Linked DNA regions of Homo sapiens: region 2 is linked to region 1. A link is an interaction called in ENCODE POLR2A ChIA-PET data of the cell type or tissue named here. Cell type or tissue: HepG2. All regions are shown on one strand. Links, peaks and the distances in the headings refer to the core of each region. The heading gives the core; the rest is flanking DNA.

Region 1 (10,232 bases), core at 2,195-10,194:
CTGCAGGTGACACCCAGCATGTAGCAGACGGCTCTTTCCTCCAGGGTGTGGCTTAGCCTGCACCCCCCAGAAAGCAGAGCCTGGCAGAAGCTGATGTGTTACTTATTTTTATTGCAGTCATTGGGGGAGGAAAGAGGGAAAGGCAGAGTGAAGAAGGTAAAGAGAGAGAAGCAATACAGGAATATGTCCAGGGGCTGGCCTCTGCTTGCTAACCAAGCAAAAGTGACCTATTGCTCTAAGTAGTCTCTGCTTCTCAGAAAAGTCTGGGCGTGGTAGAGGAAGCAGTAAGAATGTGTCCACCAGCCACCAACTATCTCTCCATTGAGCCCAAAGCTCATCCATGTGTGGGACTTCCCTGCTGTGCATGCATGGGTGGGTGCTAAGTAGCCCTGGGAGCAGAGGCAGGAGTGGGCTGGGGTAAGGAGTGGGCGCAGGGGATGTGGACAGGAGCTGCGGGCTTGAGGGAGGGGCACTGTGAGGCTGAGCCTGAGGGAAGTGTTGGGGAGCCCGTGCAGGGGGGCTGCTGCTGCAGTGCCTGCCATGGGGGGACAAAGTCCCTGCAAGCAGATGAGCTGAGAGAACCATAAGTGGCACGTGAGAGGGGTCTAGTACAGGTAAGGACTACGTCTCATCCTGCCTTCCTGACGGCAGAGCTGGTCACAGTATTGGGCTCACCAGGGCTCAGAACATGTCTTTTATACAGAACCCAGGTAGAACCTCTTATAAAGCAGGGAGGCAACACATCAGCTAGCAAAGGGCAGGCTAAGCGTGAGCAGAATGAAATGGTCGGACTGTTCCCTGCAGGCTGAGGTAGTCAAGGAAAGCCTCCTGGAGGAGGTGGCACTCAGGTAGGGGAGTGCTCCACAGTGGATGCATCCCCAGATGTTTGCATTTTGGAAGGAGCACTGGACTAGGAATCAGGTGACTCCAGTTTAGTCCTGGTTCTTCCAGCTAACTCCATAAATTCCTTCCCTTCTCTGGGCCTCAGTTGTGCCCTGTGATTTCTAACACAGTCTAATTCCAATGTTCTGGGTCTTTGAAACGGGAATGATTGGTGGGAATCAGACTGTGGAGTGAGGCAAGAGATAGGGAGAGAGAGGCCCACTCGGGTTTAGGAAGCTGCAGGGCTCCAAACGGCTTTGTGTGCTGGTTTCCCAGGGGAATAGGGACTGGCAGGGTGCTCAGGCTGGAGGGGCGAAGGGGCTGGAGTGTAGGGTCCTGGGAGTGTAAACCAAGGCCTGCTGACTTCAAGTGTGGCTGCCCAGGAAACTGCATCTATGCAGGCTGCAGGGATGGGATTCTGGGCCTTTGGGCCATCCATGGTAAATACTGAAAGGTATGGCCCAGTGTCCCAGAGAGGTGAGTTTCAGTAAGGACCAAACAAGATGCTCTGTTTCAAGGACTTCAGTCCTAATGGTTACCAGGAGGTCAGTACAGGGAAACTGAGGCAGCAACCCAGTTGTAGGGGACTTCATCAACCCAACCAGGATGAAGAGAGGCTGTAATGGGAAGTGGAAGAAGTCCCCACTGGGGCAAAGGAGCTGGCTAGTGGGCTGGGGCTGCAGATGGGACAGCAGGCCTTGGGAATGGACAGAGCCTATAGGTGGAGGCCTCAGGGCTCTAGCCAGCAAGGCTGGGGAGCCTGAGGCTGACCCAGCTTCCCTTTGAGTTTTCAGATGAGGCAAGTGAGCAATCGGATGAAGAGGACAGTGTGCAGTCGCTCCATGGGGTGGTGAGTGCACGGCCTTATTGACGGGGTGCGGGACAGGGGGCTGGGATCCAGGGCCTAAATCTCGTGACTCTGGGGCAGGCAATACCAGTTATTGTCCTCATTTCTTGTTTGTCCCCTGGGTTGGCTACATGAACATCCACTATATTCCAGCCCCTCTCCCTAGCCTCCCATCATGGGTCCCATCATGGTTGATGGATAAGGAGTGGCCTGGGGGAAACAGGTCACCACGCAGGGCAGCAGCAGGCCCCAAACTTCCTCACTTTCCTCTTGAGAAACACTTTGACACTGTTCCATCTACAGCCTGTGTCTCCCCTTAATTCAGGCAACCTTCTTCCCAGGGAATGGCCTCTAACTTGGGCCAGCCTTCCCCACCCAGTTCCTGAGGTACTGGCTCTTTAGAGCCTGCCTCTCTGTACCCCCCTGTATCTTGGCCCCTCTCAAGCTTGGTCTAGGTTAAGATGGGCTTAGCTGGACAGCTGTCTCTGATCTGAGAGGAAGGAGATAGAGAATCACACATTGATTCAAGTCCCTGATGGGTCCTCTCTGCTATGTCTGCCACATGAACAACTCCACCTGCTATTTCAGCCTGGGTCTCCTGGTCTCCGGGAGACTAGAGGCTGCCTCCCCTTCCCAGAGATTCCCCAGAAGCCTGAGCCCATGTCCACACCCTTCTCCTCTGCCAGCTCATCCTGCTGCCCTCCCCACCCAGGCAAGGCCTTCTCAGGTGGGGGCCTGAGACCTGAGAGCTGAGGGTACCACAGGACCTAAGCCATTCCCTCCACTTTCCTTCCTGTCCTCTTCCTAGGAGGCAGTGCGTAAGTGAAACCCACCCAGGCTGAGTTCCAGGCTCTGATCAGCTACTTACTGACGGGCTGGGTGACTGGAGCAAGCATTAGGAGACTGAGCTGTTTGATTCCCTCTTGCCTTTATTCCACTCAACACACATCTCCCAGGAGTGTCCTATCTGCCTGAGCCCGTGCTGGGGCCTGGGACAGTTTCCACTCTGGGAGCTCTTGTGAGCTCAGGCTCTGGGCCATCGGAGAACTGATGCAGGGACTGTACCAGGCAGGAATGGGCTCTAGAAGAAGGAATGTGTGTGGCTCCAGGTCAGCGAGGGAGGTAATAGGCTCTGGTCCCTGCCCCAAGCCCACTTGCTCCTCTCCTGTGGCCGGGAGCTGCCCAGTCCCCAAACTCTGAGCTGTCCTCGCCACACTCCTATTGCTGTCACTGACAGCCCTCTCAAGACCTGGTCTGGAGGGACAGGGTCTGGGGGTTTTGGATCCCAGGGGTTCAGGAAAGAGAGCCTAAGCTTCAGAGACCCTTTGTCTCTGGATGGGGCCTGCTCTTGGTCTTCACGCCCCATGGGATTCTGGGGCCTGCCTGATGCCATCTTCAGAGGGCCATCCCCTTGTCCAGCCACCAACTAAATCTCCGCAAAGGAGAACTGCCTGCCGTGCATCCTCACTGCATGCTCACCTTCTGTTTCCCAAATATGAAGTTCTCCCTGATCAGTTACGTCTGTCAGATCAAGACCTCAGCACCCTCTGCCCACCCCAACCCCAAGGCCCCTGGCTCTGACAAGGCCCAAGAAGGGCTTCGTGGAGGCCAGATTTCCAAATCACTATCCTCTGAGAGTTTTCAAAGATCGAACTGTCTGAAAACATCTTAGACCTCATCCAGATCTTTCTATCCCTGGTCTCTACCTTCTCTTCTCTGGGAAGTCATGCTGGGGTCTCCCCACAGCCTCTTGCTGCAGCCTGTCTTGCTGTTCTGGCTCCAGCTGGGGCCTGCTATGCTCAGTCAGTGACTTTCATCCTTCCTGCCATTTGCAGAGACATCCTCAGGATCCATGTTCCAGTGATGCTGGGAGAAAGAGAGGCCCGGGCACCCCAGCCCCCACTGGCCTCAGCGCCCCTCTGAGCTTCATCCCTCGCCACTTCAGACCCAAGGGAGCAGGCAGCACAACTGTCAAGATCGTCCTGAAGGAGAAACATAAGAAAGGTGGGGACTGGACCCTCCTCCAATCTGTGAGGCAGGGAAGGGGGGCCCTGACTGCTCCCACCTCCCACCCCCAACCCCCTGAACCCTCTCCTCAGCAGTTCCCTAATTCCAACTTGGCCATGAGCTTGTAGACTCGGAGAACGCCAAAACTGAATGAGGGTGCTCTTAAAGATCATCAGGTTCAAACCCCCATTTGACAGATGAGGACACTGAGGTTCAGAGTATTGAGTAAGAGACAACTAGTTCTGGAACAGTACAAGATTTTTTTTAGCATCTACCGAGTCTTTGCTGGGAAGAGGGGCAGACAGAACAGATAGATGGGAAATGGAAAATGGTCTCTGCCCTTGAGGGGCTCATAGACTAGTTGGGAAGACAGACAAGTAAATAAATGACTTTAATATAAGGAAGTGTGCTGAGGGACAGTTTTTGACAAAGGAAGGAGGGAGCAGAGCGAGGCTGCAGGAGGACAGTGGGGATGAAGTAGAGAAGGTGGCCAGATGGGCAGCCATGGCCACAGAAGGGGAGAAAAGAGACCTCCTTGCAGGGTGCCCTGATGGCTGGAGAAGGAAGAGCTATGGGGCTACTGAGTCCTGGCCCTGCCTTGTTCAGATGGGACACTGAGGCAGAGGGGGGAAAGGGACCTGCCAGGGCTCACATGACCAGGTGATGACGAAAGTTGACCTCAGTTCTCCTACCACAAGATCAGCACTCTCCTTGCTCCCGCAGAAGTGCCCTGAAGGGTGAGGGAGGACTCTTCATCTTCAGTAAGTTCCTTCTGGGCCCATCTCAGCTCTGAGTGCTGCAGTGGGCAGTGTCAGGGAGAGGGGACAGGTTTTATACCCTGGCCTATGCTTTGCAGGCAGTGTGGCTAGGCAGGACTGGTAAAGTGAGGGCTCCCCAAGGGCCCACCCCACCCGCTGCTGGACCAGAGGCCCTGGCCAGGTCTGAGGCCCTGATCCTCCTTCCTTCTCACCCTCCTTATTCAGCCTGTGTGCATGGCGGGAAGACGTACTCCCACGGGGAGGTGTGGCACCCGGCCTTCCGTGCCTTCGGCCCCTTGCCCTGCATCCTATGCACCTGTGAGGATGGCCGCCAGGACTGCCAGCGTGTGACCTGTCCCACCGAGTACCCCTGCCGTCACCCCGAGAAAGTGGCTGGGAAGTGCTGCAAGATTTGCCCAGGTACACAGGGGCACTGGGAGCAAGGAGGGCGCTGGCCAGAGTGAGCCCTGGGTCTCTCTCCCCAGGGCCACAGACACTTGGAGCATCTCAGACATGGAAGGGCATGCATCGGTGCCACAGGATGCAGGGCATGTCAGACACACAGGAGTGGAAAATGTCAGATGAAAATATTAAATGGATAGAACCATGCGGTGTCAGGATAATAGATTCAGAGGTTGTTAACATAGAATCAGTAATGTTCCGGATTCCATGAAGTCACAACATTTTAGAATATTAGAGCTTTGAAGAGGTACAGCCAACGTTTATTGAACACTTCATGAGCTTCTTGTCTCTCCAGAGGACAAAGCAGACCCTGGCCACAGTGAGATCAGTTCTACCAGGTGTCCCAAGGCACCGGGCCGGGTCCTCGTCCACACATCGGTATCCCCAAGCCCAGACAACCTGCGTCGCTTTGCCCTGGAACACGAGGCCTCGGACTTGGTGGAGATCTACCTCTGGAAGCTGGTAAAAGGTGAGTGCTGGCCCACTCCCAGTGGGGTGTACCTCTGGCCAGTCCCCCTTCCCGTGCCCCAGACCCCACAGGGGCCTTAGGGACGTTTTGCTGATCAGGTGCCTCTGGCTGCCCCGCCAGGTTTAAGAGCCCCTGATTCCAAGATGCAGGAAGATAGTGAGCCTGACTGGTTCTCTACAATTCTGATAAGCTCCTCCTGCTAATGCCAAGGCTCGATAGTGCTCCCTCTCCTGGGGGGAAGGCGCTGTTGCACCTTGTGAGGAGCCAGGCAGGGAGAAATAGACAGATGTCTAATGGCAGGATTTTAGCACTGGGAGCGGGGGTCTTCTCAGGCAGGAGGGCCCTCACAGCATCCTCAGAGTAGGAGGGCCTGGAGGCTGGCTGTGTTCAGCCTTTTTAAGGTGGTGGATCTTATCACTCCCAGGTAAGTGGACATCAGAACCACAGTTCTCATTCTGTGAGAAACCCACCCTCTTCAACAATCTGCTGCTATCACCAACTGAAGGTCAAGAGGAGTTTTTTCTACTTTTTTTTTTTTTTTGAGACAGGGTCTCAGTCACCCAGGCTGGAGTGCAGTGGCATGATCTCGGCTCCACTGCAACCTCATTCTCCTGGGCTCAAACGATCCTCCCATCTCAGCCTCCTGAGTAGCTGGGACCACAGTTATGAGCCACCACGCCCAGCTAATTTTTGTATTTTTTTTGTAGAGATGGGGTTTTGCCATGTTGCCCAGGCTAGTCTGGAACTCCTGGACTCAAGCAATCCTCCGGCATCAGCCTCCCAAAGTGCTGGGATTACAGGCGTGAGCCACGACACCCAGCAGGTTTTCATCGATAAGGAAATTGCTGAAAGTTCAGTTTCGTGGCCTTTCTTGTAAAACATAAGTCCTCTGGGTAGAGTGAACTGTTAAGCCATGATCCAAATTAAACTCTTTTAAGTGTGAATTAGCTCTAAAGTTCCTTTCCTCTACTGATGGTTTTGGCTGGCGGGGTGGGGGTGGAAGAGGGAATGATGATAAGAAAAATGACAATGATAATAATAACCAATGTGTGTAGCACTTTGGAGTTTACAAAGTGCTTTCACATTCACTATCTCATTTGATCCTCAACGATCCTGAGAGTTAGATATTATTATCCCCATTTTACAGATGAGGAAACTGAGGCTCAGAGAGGTGAAGTACCTGGCCCAAGGCCACACAGCCAGTAAGTGGAGGACGGGAGCTAGAGCCCATGTCTTGTGGCGTCAGATGCGGCTCTTTCCCTGCTCTACTCTGCCCCCTGTCGTAGGAGGAATGGACGAAGAAAGTGGAGCTGTTCAGCCTGGAGAAGAGAAGACTCAGGGGGACAGGACTGCTGGCTTCGTGGCTCTGAAGGGCTGTCCCAGGCAGAGGGAGCAGCTGTGTTCTGAGTGACCGCAAGAGTCAAACAACAAGCAGGGGCTTTGGGTTCGAATCCTAACTCTGCCAGTTTGAATCCAGACTCTGCTATATCTTAGCTGTGTGGCCTTGGGCAGTCACATGATCTCTCTGGGCCTCAGTTTTCTCTTCTGTAGAGTGGGGAAGAGGGTTTTTAGAGGATTAAATGACATGACATCGGTGCAGCCCCTGACATACACGAGGCACTAAAAATATCAGTCTTCTCATTCCACCATATCAGGTTGGTGAGAAATGCAGAGAGGCAGCTTTCAGCTCCAAGAGAAGAAGAACTTTGTCACACTTAGAGGCTTCTGCCAGTGGAAGGGAGGGAGCAAGCTCCACTTACGAGAAGCGTGCAAGCAGGGGCTGGTGGGGATTCCGTCTGCAGCTGGGGAGTTAGATTCAGTAACCCTTAAAATTTTTTGAGCCTTAAGATTCCATCAGTCCCAGCTGGGCCTGGTGGCTCACACCTGTAATCCCAGCACTTTGGGAGGCCAAGGTGGGCGATCGCTTGAGCCCAGGAGTTTGAGACCAGCCTGGCCAACATGGTGAAACCCCATCTTTACTAAAAATACAAAAATTAGCCAGGCATAGTGGTGGGCGCCTGTAATCCCAGCTACTCAGGAGGCTGAGGAAGGAGAATCACTTGAGCCCAGGAGGTTGCAGTGAGCTAAGATCGTGCCACTGCACTCCAGCCTGGGTGACAGAGTGAGACTCCGTCTCAAAAAAAAAAAAATAATAATAATAATAATAATAAAAAAAAGATTCCATCAGTCCCTGGGCAGGTTTTGGCCACATGTTTACTCTGGGCCTCTCTCTCTCCGCTGCCCCCAACTAAGTGCCGGGACATGGAGCATAATAGGCCCCAGCCTCTGTCCTTAGGAGGCTTAGTGACCTGGGTGCAGTGGAGCTTATTGGGAGCTGAGCTGGTCAGGGAAGGCTTCGTGAAGGATGGGCCTCAATGATGTAAAGAGCCAATGAACAGATAGTGTCACTAAAAATTAAAATAAGTAAGTAAATAAATAAAGAGGCAAAAAGGGTACACTGCAGCCAGGATGACAGTGAGAGCCTCAAACGCTGGCTCCAGAGCTCACGCCCATATGCCCTGTGCTCTGTGATTGGTGTGTAGCAGGCACTATGTATAATGTATCTCATTTAATCCTCTTAAGAAACCTAAGGGGCACGTATTAATGCCCCCATTTTGCAGGTAAGAAAACTGAGTCTGAGAGGTCAAATGACTTACTCAAAGTCACACAGTTTAAGCAGTAAAGCAAAGATTCAAATCCAGCTCTGACTGTCCCCAGTGCCACCTCCACAGAGGTGACCTCGTGCTTTTAGGGAGGATGGCCAAGGTGTGCCAGGATGGCACAGTGGGGGCATAGCTCATGGCCAATCTCATTGTCACCAGGCCCAGCAGAAAAGGAAAAACAACTTCACAATGCCAGGCCCTGCCATCCTGTCACTAGCAAACCGCACCCCATCTCCTCACCCTGTGGGTTGCCTAAATGCCCCATCAGCCTCCCTGTTCCCTCCCTGTCCCAGACCGTGGGAGTTAAAACAAACACTACCCAGGGTTGATTGTCAGTGGGAACCACTCACTGTTTCCCCAGTCCAAGGAACGGAAACAAAGTGAGCAGGCAGATGCTAGGTGAGGCCACACCACGAGGGGCCAGCCCCAGACACAGGAATCTAACCAGATAGTTGGCTTAGGGTTAAGGGCCTTTTAGATTCTAAAGTTTCACAGTAGAAAGGATGTCGGGGTCTCAATTCCAAGCCCTGTCTAGGAAGGAAGCCCCCCTGCAGCCTCCTGATGGCTTGATGGTATCTGGCACCTGACTGTACATACCCCCACTCCTACTCCAGATAGGTGACACACTTCCAACACTGTGAATTGCTCAGCCCAAAGGGCATCTGACTTCACACTGAGCTGAGCCTATCCTGTGTCCCTGGACTTGCCCATTGGTGCCAGCTCTGCTTTGAGGATCCACAGAGCCTACCTGCCCTCAGACCTGCCACAGCCCTTCAAAGGGCAAGAGGCACAACCATGACCCTCAGGCTAGCTCTTGATTCCAGGCCAGAGACCCAGTCCTTTCAATTATGCTTTAATGCTTTACAGACCACAGTGTGGGAACCCGCCCTCATCCCTGCCACCTTCTCTCCAATTTTTCTGTAACTCGGGAGCATGCAGTGGCAGGCCTGTGCCGAAGGACCCATCCCCATCTCATCTCATGCTTGTTGCCTGCCGCTATGATATAATCCCTGGGCCTTTGGAGTTTCTTCCATATCCTGGTCCTTGGCATCTGGGCTGGGGGGGTCCATGGACAGTGCTGGACATTTCCTGATTCCTGGAACTCAGTCCCAGGATTAGGGTTTTCTGTTCCCCTTGGCGGTAATCCCACGCTGATTCCCATAAGCAGGGCCAGTTCTTGGTCTTCTTAAAGGCAGTGCTGGCCTAGCAGAGGCCTTGCTGGTTGCATCTGTTCTTTCTGGCCAGAGACCTTGGTGGGTAACAGCTGGTGCAGCCTCACAGCCCATGTGCTCAGGGCCTCAGAGCCATGTGTGGTGCCAGTGGCCAGCACCCCATGAGATGCAAACATCAGGGGATCCAGCTAATACCTCATTCCCCCTTGGGGCCTGGCCTAGACTGGGTATGTGGGGTGTGTGTGTGTGTGTGTGTGTGTGTGTGTGTGTGTGTGTGTGTGTATTTGTTCATCTATCTATCCATCCATCCATCCATCCATCCATCCAGGGATTCATTCATTCTACATGCCAAATGTGGGCCAGGCTCAAGGGACCCAGAGAGGAGAGCCCTCTGGGAGTCCCCAGTCTGGTAGAGGAAGCAGGAGTAGACACAATGAGAGCACATTAGAAACAGGCACAATCACAGATGGAAGCCAGGTGCTGTGGGTGCCCCAAGGAGGAATTGCCTCGGGTGGATTAGGGAAGACTTCCCAGCTAAGGCTTGGAGCACAGGTAGGAGTTCATTTGGTGCTAATAGTAGAAGTCGTGGCCAGGTGCAGTGGCTCACGCCTGTAATCCCAGCTTGTGCTTTGGGAGGCCAAGGCAGGTGGATCATTTGAGGTCAGGAGTTTAGCATGGCTTACATGCTAAAACCCAGTCTCTACTAAAAATACAAAAAAAAAAAAAAATTAGCCAGGTGTGGTGGCGGGCACCTGTAATCCAAGCTACTCAGGAGGCTGAGGCAGGAGAATCGCTTGAACCCGGGAGGCAGAAGTTGCAGTGAGCTGAGATCATACCATTGTACTTCAGCCTGGGCAACAAGAGTGAAACTCCGTCAAAAAAAAAAAAAAAGAAAAAAAAGTAGAAATAGAAGGCAATAGTAGAAGATATTCCAGCAGAGGGAACGGCATTTGAAAAGGCTTGGCCTCCTCA
Region 2 (9,062 bases), core at 1,063-9,062, 240 kb after region 1:
TCCCCAGCTTGAGCCCCAGAGGCAGCCCCAGAGCCCCATAGAGAACCAACTTGTGCCTTCATCAGCTTTCTGCCTCTCCTAACGCAGACAGGAGGCCCTGGCACCCCAGCCTTCCCTCCCATACAAACCCAGCACCTAGAGATGTGGAACTATGGCCCCTTTCCTCCTCCTGTCAGAAGCACAAACATCCTAGTCTATTCAGAGAGACCCTGAGGCATGAAAGGTCTCATGAATCTTTATTCCCCTCATGGAACCCTGCCTCAAAGCCCACCCTACCCTCCACACTGTCCCCTTCCCCCACCTTCTGCAGAGTCTATCCCCTCCTCAGGCTAGATCATCCTGGCAGGTGAGCTGTGAAGAGGAAAAATGAGTAAATCTCTCAGTTTGGCTCGACTGGGATATTAGATGTCAGTCAGTCCCAGGGCTCAGAAGCATCTTAACCTGTGAGGAAGAGGTCCACAGCCTTCTCTATCTTGGGATTTGAGAAGCTCTAGAAAGCCCCCAAAATGCCTCTCCCATCAGCCTCTCCAACTTCCCATGGTCTCACAGCATGGTTTCATGATTCGTATCATCACAGGACGTTAGAACCAACTGAGACCCCTTCATTTTACAGATGCGGACAGAAGCTGAGGCCCAGAAAAGGGAAGTCTTATGTCCAAAGTCACACAAGGAGCAGCTGAGCTGGGACAACTCCCCTGGTTTCCATTTCCTTCACCGTAAAGTGAGGGCATATAGCCTAGATGGGCTCTGAAGGCCCTTCCAGCCTTGCTCTACAAAAACAACCACCGTATGTGCAGTGTCTAGTGCCAAGCACTACATGATGTTCTTTAATTTTCACAACAAAGCTATGCTACAGATAGTGTTCATTCTGTGACCGTGTTCATATCCTGTCTATCTGAATAGATTGGGTGGTAACACATCATTTGTTCCTATGTAAAATATCAACCCAGCTGCCAGTTGGCATTCTCCCACTCATGTCAATTCCCTTGGGATTCGAAAAGGACCTTGCTAAGGTAACCCTTAGGAAAGGGAATGTTTTAGGCTGCACCATCAGCTGGTCCCTGAGTGGGAGTCCACATTTTAAACAGGTTTCTCATGAAGTCACCCAGTGAAGACACTGTAAGTCTGGAGGTAGGGGACAGCAATCAGAGGCCCTTTGGTCACTGCACAGTTCCTTTAACTGCAACCCTAGGCTGGCCTGACCCAGCTGCTGCAGGAAGGGGAGGGGCCATGGGAGGGGGTCAGAGCCCACAGCAGGACTGTTGCATAATCCTTGGGGCCTGGCCTTGGGCAATCCACCCTGGTTCTGAAGTTTGTGCTTTGTGTCTGGTTCCTTCCTTTTCTGCCTTCTCTCCTGCTTTCTAGCTCTGGGCTTTCCCAGCTCCGAAGTCAATACTGAGATCCCAGATGTGTCCAGAGACATCCTGAAGAGGCTCGGGGGTGGAGGAGCCTTAGTGTGTCCACAAAGGGACTCCTGAAACTGACTGAGAGCCAGTGGATTTGCCAGCAGTCTGGTGAGTCTTCCAGATTGAGATTTCCCTCCCTCTCCCTGTCAGTTAAAACCCCTTTCCAATGATACCTAAGAAAACTGAATGGTAACTGCCCTGCCCTGGGATGGAGCTTGGGACGACTAGGAGCTTTCACCTTCACTGTATGTGCTGCGTCCATTCTTTTTTTTTTTTTTTAAACCTATGTGTACATATTTGCTTCTTGAAAATAAAAAAAAAGTTTTTAATCCTCTTCTACATAATACAAGTATATGCTCATAGCAAGCCTTGAAGGAGGAGGGAAAGGATGATCATCTTTCTTTGTGGGGTTTTTTGTTTGTTTGTTTGTTTGTTTTTTGAGACAGAGGTCTTGCTTTCCTGCCCAGGCTGGAGTGCAGTGGTGTGATCTCGGCTCACTGCAACTTCCACCTCCTGAGTTCAAGCGGTTCTCCTGCCTCAGCCTCCTGAGCAGCTGGGAATACAGGCGTGTACCCGGCTAATTTTTGTATTTTTAGTAGAGACGGGGTTTCTCCACGTTGGCCAGGCTGGTCTCGAACTCCTGACCTCAGGTGACCCACTGGCCTCAGCCTCCCAAAGTACCGGGATTAAAGGAGTGAGGCACCACAGCTGGCCTATTTTTTAAAATTGTGCTTAAAACACACACACACACACACACACACACACACACAAAACATAAAAATATACCATCTTAGTCATTCTTGAGTGTACACTCAGTAGTGTTAACTAGATTCACCTTGTTGTGCAGCAGATCCCCAGAATCTCCTCATCTTGTAAAATTGAAACTCTATACCTACCATACAACAACTCCATGATAATGTCTTTTGGTAGATGAGGAAACCAAAGCCCACCCAGGGAAAGGAACTTATTTCCTTCAGAGTAGGCTCATCAAGACACTTACACTGTTTGTTTGTTGTCTACCTATGAAATTGCCTGAGGCCCCTTCCTCCTTCAACCCTCACTTAGCCATTTCCTCCTCAGGTCTTACGACTGTCTCTACCCCCACTTCCCTACTTTGTTATCCTCTCTGCCCCAATTCATGACTCAGCATCTTACACTAAACTATTTCAAGACTCTGGTAGCTGGGCTCACTGCCTCAATTCCAGCTCCCTCCAGTCCACATGACAGCCAGAGTATCCTTTCCAGGCACAGATCTGACCATTTTATCTTCTTTTAAGATACCATTCCATGGCTTTTCCCTAGCTACAGAATAAAGTTCCAACTCTACAGCGTGGCACTCAAGGCCCCCCATGATCTGGATCCTCTCTCTCCTGCCCCACATCCTACACTATTCTTCCACACATCTTACACTCCAACCTCTTTATGCTACTTTCCATTCTTCTAAACATTTACACACTTTCTTGTTCTGCCTTTGCTCATGTTTCCTTCATCTTTTCTGCCTCTTAAAAACCCTTCAAGGTCCAACTCAAATGCCTCCATCACTGTGGACACTCTCTGAGCCCTGATCAGTATCCATCACTTATTCCTTTCAGCCTTAGTAGCTCTTTGCTTGTCCCCTGCATTGTATCAGAGCCCCTGGGCGAAGGCACTGGATCTGAGCCACCCCGAACTCCCATCACAGGGTGTGGCCCATATTGGTGATAACTATCTAGATTATTTTTTGAGTTATTTATTTCATCATGCTGCTCCTACTTGCTATTGGCCCACACGAGGGAAGCAGCAGCCACAGAGTTCTTGCCTGACACATGGGGTAGTAGATGAGAACGTGTATCTCCTGGATCTTAACTCAGTGAGCTCTTGTTCTTTTCCCCTCCTCCATCCAGACAAGGCAGCACAAGTACTAGATGTCAGAAGGCCCCAAAGGCCTTGCATGAAATGCTGCCCAGTCCTGGCTGATTGTGTTCATAGAGCCATTGATGAATATTTTTCATAGTCAGAATGATCATCTTTTCCAGGGAAGAGATCTTATGGTTAATAGTCACATATTAGTTTGTTAACAGTTCTACCCATATGATGGAGGACTGAATGCTTGGCCCATAGAGAATTCCTTAAAGTGAACATCTCTACTAGAAACTATTGAGAGAAGGAGAGCACCCAGCCAATCTAGAAAAAGGGAATACCCAGCCAGTCTCAAGGTAGTGCCCTGGGAAAGGAGAACACCCAGTCTCAGGGTAGTCCTCCAGACTGGGGTAAGAGACATAGCCCTGCTGACCAGACGCATGTGGTCTGATGATATCCTTATCAAAAACAAGAGGACAGCCACATATTGCCTTATATGTAAGTGCTGGGGGGAAGGGAAGGCTGTGATGATAAAGGCAGTGTAGTGTGGCTGAGAGGTGGGGAGCACTGAATGGAGGCTTCCTAAAGGAAGTGAGTGTGGGGCCTTGTTTATAGGGAATTACATATGGTTTTTCAGAGACAAGGATGCAAGTCTGTTTTAAGATGTTCTTTCTGGCTGGGCGCCTGTAATCCCAGCACTTTGGGAGGCCGAGGTGGGCGAATCACAAAGTCAGGAGATCGAGACCATCCTGGCTAACATGGTGAAACCCTGTCTCTACTAAAAATACAAAAAAATTAGCCTGGCGTGATGGCGGGCGCCTGTAGTCCCAGCTACTGGGGAGGCTGAGGCAGGAGAATGGCGTGAACCCAGGAGGCGGAACTTGCAGTGAGCCGAGATTGCGCCACTGCACTGCAGCCTGGGCGACAGAGTGAGACTCCGTCTCAAAAAAAAAAAAAAAAAAAATGTTTTCTATATTATAGACTAAGGATCTCTGAGAAGAAGGGAAAGGAACATTTATAATCACTTACTATATGCCAGGTACATAATGACTTTATTTCAGGAGACAAGATAGTTGGCGTGCTTGTGTCTTCTTTTTGTGGGCAGGTAAACCCCAAGCCAGACTGAGAACTCCTTTCACTCTCCCGCCCTCAGGCCCAAGCTGCTGTTCTCTTCTCCAGTGCCTGCAGTGGTTACCAACCTGTTCCCGTTTCCCTGACCACCTCTTTCCAACAGAATTTCTACAAATAGCTAGGAATATCTAGTCTTTGGGACACAGGATGCTTGAGAGGGCAAATGATCCAGCTTCTGGCCTCCAGGCAGGATGAAATTTAAACCATCCCCAGGTGTCTTCCAAAAGGTGTCCGTGGAGTCTTTTTTTTTTTTTCTTTTGAGACAAAGTCACGCTCTGTGGCCCAGGCTGGAGTGCAGTGGCTCTATCTTGGCTCACTGCAACCTCCACCTTCTGAGTCCAAGTGATTCTCCTGCCTCAGCCTCCCAAGTAGCTGGGATTACCAAGCGCTCACCACCACGCCCAGCTAATTTTTGTATTTTTAGTAGAGACGGGTTTCACCACATTTGCCAGGCTGGTCTCCAACTCCTGATCTCAAGTGATCCCACCCGCCTCAGCCTCCCAAAGTGCTGGGATTACAGGCGTGAGCCACTGTGCCCAACCTGTCTGTGCAGTCTAAAGAGAACTGTGCTCAAGGAGAGTTGTGATGAATGTCTTCTAATGGTGCTGCACAGTCCTGCTGAGAGCTAGCATGGAAGTGGAAGCAGCTCTAAGCTAGCCACAAAGAGCAGGGCTTTCTGTCTTGGCTCTACTTCCAATATTCTGTGATCATGGACAAGCCACTTATTCTCTCAAGGCCTCAGTTTCCCTGTGTATAAAATGGCAAGAGTTATATTAAATAATCCTTAAGTTCCTTCTAATCTAAAGTTCAGTGATTTATAGAAACCAAAGAAAGGAGAGATTAATATGGGTTCTGATGGTCAGGGAAGGCTTTGTTGTACAATTATTTATTGAGTACTTACTTATTGAATGCTGTCATAAGTGATTGCATATAGCAGTGAGTAAAACAAATATAGGCCCTGCCCTTATTGTTTAGTGTATGGTCTAATGGAGAAGACAAACATGTAATCAAGCAGCTAGAATAAGCTATTGTATTAGTCCATTTTCATACTGCCATGAAGAAATACCTGAGCCTGGGTAGTTTATAAAGAAAAAGAAGTTTAATGGACTCACAGTTCCACACGGCTGGGTAGGCCTCACAATCACGGCAGAAGGCAAAGGAGGAGCAAAGGCACATCTTAAACAGTGGCAGGCAAGAGAGCAGGTGCAGGGGAACTGCCCTTTCTAAACCATCAGATCTCGTGAGACTTATTCACTATCATGAGAACAGCATGGGAAAAACCCACCCCCATGATTCAGTTACCTCCTACTGGGTCCCTCCCATGACACATGGGGATTATGGGAGCTATGATTCCAGATGAGATTTGGGTGGGGACACAGCCAAACCATATCAGCCATGATGCTAAGATTTTACCTGGGATCTGAAGGGAGGAGGTCATTTGAGCTGCAGGTGACAGAGCCATCCCCTCTCTCTTTTCTTTTGCCACCAGAGCTTCTACCGAGTCTTCCCCCACCTCAATCCCTGTTGCTATGGAGACTACCAATGGAACGGAGACCTGGTATGAGAGCCTGCATGCCGTGCTGAAGGCTCTAAATGCCACTCTTCACAGCAATTTGCTCTGCCGGCCAGGGCCAGGGCTGGGGCCAGACAACCAGACTGAAGAGAGGCGGGCCAGCCTACCTGGCCGTGATGACAACTCCTACATGTACATTCTCTTTGTCATGTTTCTATTTGCTGTAACTGTGGGCAGCCTCATCCTGGGATACACCCGCTCCCGCAAAGTGGACAAGCGTAGTGACCCCTATCATGTGTATATCAAGAACCGTGTGTCTATGATCTAACACGAGAGGGCTGGGACGGTGGAAGACCAAGACACCTGGGGATTGCGTCTGGGGCCTCCAGAACTCTGCTGTGGACTGCATCAGGTCTCAGTGTCCCTATCTGTAAGATCAACAAGAAACACGGTTAAGGGAGGTCGTCACTGGGGTGGGAGAAGAGGGGCTGGTAGACCGAAGCCTTGTGCATAAGGATTTTTTCCCAGGAAAAGATAGACTTTATAAACAGTGGGAGCCCATGAACAAACATATAAAAGTAGCAACAGATAATGACCAATAACTGGTTCAGTGGCTGGAGTATTAGGGGCCTGGGGATTGGAGAACGGAGAAGAAGTTGTAGCAGAGGGAAATGAGACAGGAAGATGCTCTGGGGACACATTTTTTATGTGTTATCTTCAGCCATGAGAAGCAGTGATGACTATCCCATATCACAGATATGATTTACCACCACCACCCTGCCCCCGCTCCCGTGAAGAAAGCAGGGCAAGTGCTGTGCTGCCCATTTGGGCCTGCATAGTGCCATGATTGGAACCCAGGAACTCTGGTCTCCTTGCCTAGTGCTTTTCAAAACTCTGTGCTACACAGGAGTGGATCCAGGCCTGAAGGTCATACAATTCTGGGGACTCTCTTTAAGAAAAAGAATTCTAAAATATCTTACTTTTGCAAACATTATGAAAATATACTGCCACATTAATATGTTGCTAGGGCCCCTGCTAGGACCTTAAGAAGGAGCTCATGTGAGTCAGGACCCTGAATGTTAGGCCTCGTTAGCTCTATGGTTCATATGCTTCTTGAACCAAGTCACAGGGCACTTCCCAGCCACATTGCCAGGCAACAGGACTAAACTACCTCCAAAGCAAGCAGTCTTTTCAGTTTTGACTGAGTGATGTGAGAAACTTCTTTTCTTTTCTTTTCTTTTTTTTTTTTTGAGACAGTCTCCCTATGTCACCCAGGCTGTGGTGCAGCAACCCAATCTTGGCTCACTGCAACCCCCACCTCCCGGGTTCAAGCAATTATCCTGCCTCAGCCACCTGAGTAGCTGGGATTACAGGTTCCTGTCACCACACCCAGTTAATTTATATATATATATATATATATATATTTAAGTAGAGACAGGGTTTCACATGTTGCCCAGGCTGGTCTCGAACTCCTGTCCTCAAGTTATCTGCCCATTTTGGTCTCCCAAAGTGCTGGGATTACAAGTGTAAGCCACCACGACTATCTGAGAGAAGTTTTCTGATGTCATGTTGAATCTGCTTCTAAAAGACTGATACTGCCAAGGTGGGCGGATCACCTGAGGTCAGGAGTTCGAGACCAGCCTGGCCAACATGGTGAAACCCCATCTACTAAAAAAATACAAAAATTAGCCAGACCTGGTGGCGGGTGCCCGTATTCCCAGCTACTTGGGAGGCTGAGGCAGGAGAATTGTTTGAACCCGGGAGGTGGAGGTTGCAGTAAGCCAAGATCACGCCACTGCACTCCAGCCTGGGTGACAGAGCAAGGCTCTGTCTCAAAAAAAAACAAAAACAAAAACAAAAAAGACTGATATCGCACCTAAATTATTATTATATTAAAAGAAGCAGAGTATGAGAGACAGGTACATGGTCCAGTAGGAAGAGAAGCAGCCCTGATTCTACCACTTAAGGTGATGTATGATCTTAGGCTGGACACTTCTCTCCCTCATCCGTTTTCCTCTTCAACATAATGAAATAGACTTGAAAGTCTCTAAGGCTCTATCAGTTCTGACATTCTAGGCTTCATATACATTAAGTTGAGCCATATGTAATCACTGTGTTTGTAGGTTAGAAACAGCTGAGTATCGTAGTTTCATATATGGTTCCAGCTAATACATGCAATGTGGCTGGTGAACACTTCTGAATTCAGAAACTATCCCAGATCTCAGCTAGAACCATCCACTGTTCTGTTTGTCCAGTTTCAACTTAAGGGATCTCCATGCGGTCCCTGGAAGTACCCATTGAAACATGCGTATTTGTGTATAGCAGAACTCTGAAATAATATTCTGACAGCAGTTATCTCTGAGGAATTGGGTTATAGGTGATTTTCCCTTTCCGCATGATAAATTTATGTAATATTTGACTGACTTGACCGTAAGTATGTTACTTGTATAATAAAAGGAAAAAAGGTACTTCTATTTTGAAAAAATAAAAATAAAAGCCTTTGGGTTCTTGAATGGAGGATCATGGAACACATTTGCTGCCATATGCAGTTATGTTGATGCTCTGCAAACCTGTGCTGAGCCCTGTTGCTCAAGCCCTTCCTCATCTCTTCTTGAGGGAGAAGGTGGAGACTTCCTTAAGGAGATGTGACATATGGGAAGACAACAGATTCAGAAATTTACGTGGATAGGACTTTAGACACCACCCAGCCCAAACTTCCAAATAAAATATGGAACGCAATTGGGTGTAAGAATGAATGGTTAGGTGATGAATGCCATAAGGATTTTGAGAAATGAAATTGACTAGGAGGAGTCAGACACTTGAATTCATTTAGCTTTTAAAACCCTCATAACAACCCTATGTAGTAAGTAGGTATTCCTTACAAGTATTTCCACAGAGGTGTTTCTGCTGTAGCACCTTCATGTACCTTCAGCCCAGTTTAGGTCCCATGGTAGAACTTGAGAGAGGTAGAACTTGAACTGGGCTTTGAAAGCTAGGACAGAGCTAAATGGGCAGAGTGAATGAAGGGATCAAGATCAGGGAAGCTTGGAGGCAGATGTTGGGGAGCTCCCTCCTGGAGAGGGCAGGTAGGCTGGGGAGACAGCAGGAAGCAGGCCTCCTGGGGCTACTCCATGACTTCAGTGTCCCCAGTGGAGAAGGCTCCCCTTCACACA

What was found. Peaks named below come from ENCODE experiments on the same cell type or tissue, not always from the same donor. Only the 100,000 strongest peaks of a DNase experiment are listed, where the experiment ranks them.
Region 2: POLR2A ChIA-PET joins it to region 1 with 8 read pairs; 2 of 35 experiments call an interaction of 5 or more read pairs at or near these places.

What each region holds. Positions count from the first base shown.
Region 1 is chr11:74,697,987-74,708,218 of GRCh38, reverse strand. CHRDL2 (chordin like 2) reads left to right here. Exons shown (of 11, transcript NM_001278473.3): 6 at 1,677-1,732; 7 at 3,565-3,733; 8 at 4,720-4,914; 9 at 5,252-5,425. It overlaps LOC124902713, which reads left to right and starts at 6,638. Exons shown (of 2, transcript XM_047427990.1): 1 at 6,638-9,549; 2 at 9,551-9,914. The coding sequence starts at 9,395. The coding sequence ends at 9,875. It overlaps LOC124902714 (a long non-coding RNA gene), which reads right to left and starts at 3,570. Exons shown (of 2, transcript XR_007062777.1): 1 at 3,436-3,570; 2 at 2,641-2,810. RefSeq lists enhancers at 106-950, 8,059-8,559. In HepG2, for the core only: CTCF peaks have their summits at 5,646 (motif pointing left) and 6,694; a DNase peak (open chromatin) is centred at 5,648; H3K27me3 peaks cover 1,885 bases.
Region 2 is chr11:74,454,407-74,463,468 of GRCh38, reverse strand. KCNE3 (potassium voltage-gated channel subfamily E regulatory subunit 3) reads left to right here. Exons shown (of 3, transcript NM_005472.5): 2 at 1,366-1,514; 3 at 5,866-8,628. The coding sequence starts at 5,906. The coding sequence ends at 6,217. Among named protein-coding and RNA genes, the nearest start is that of KCNE3, 8.6 kb to the left of the region's middle. In HepG2, for the core only: no CTCF peak of the experiment used is centred there; a DNase peak (open chromatin) is centred at 1,258; H3K4me3 peaks cover 595 bases.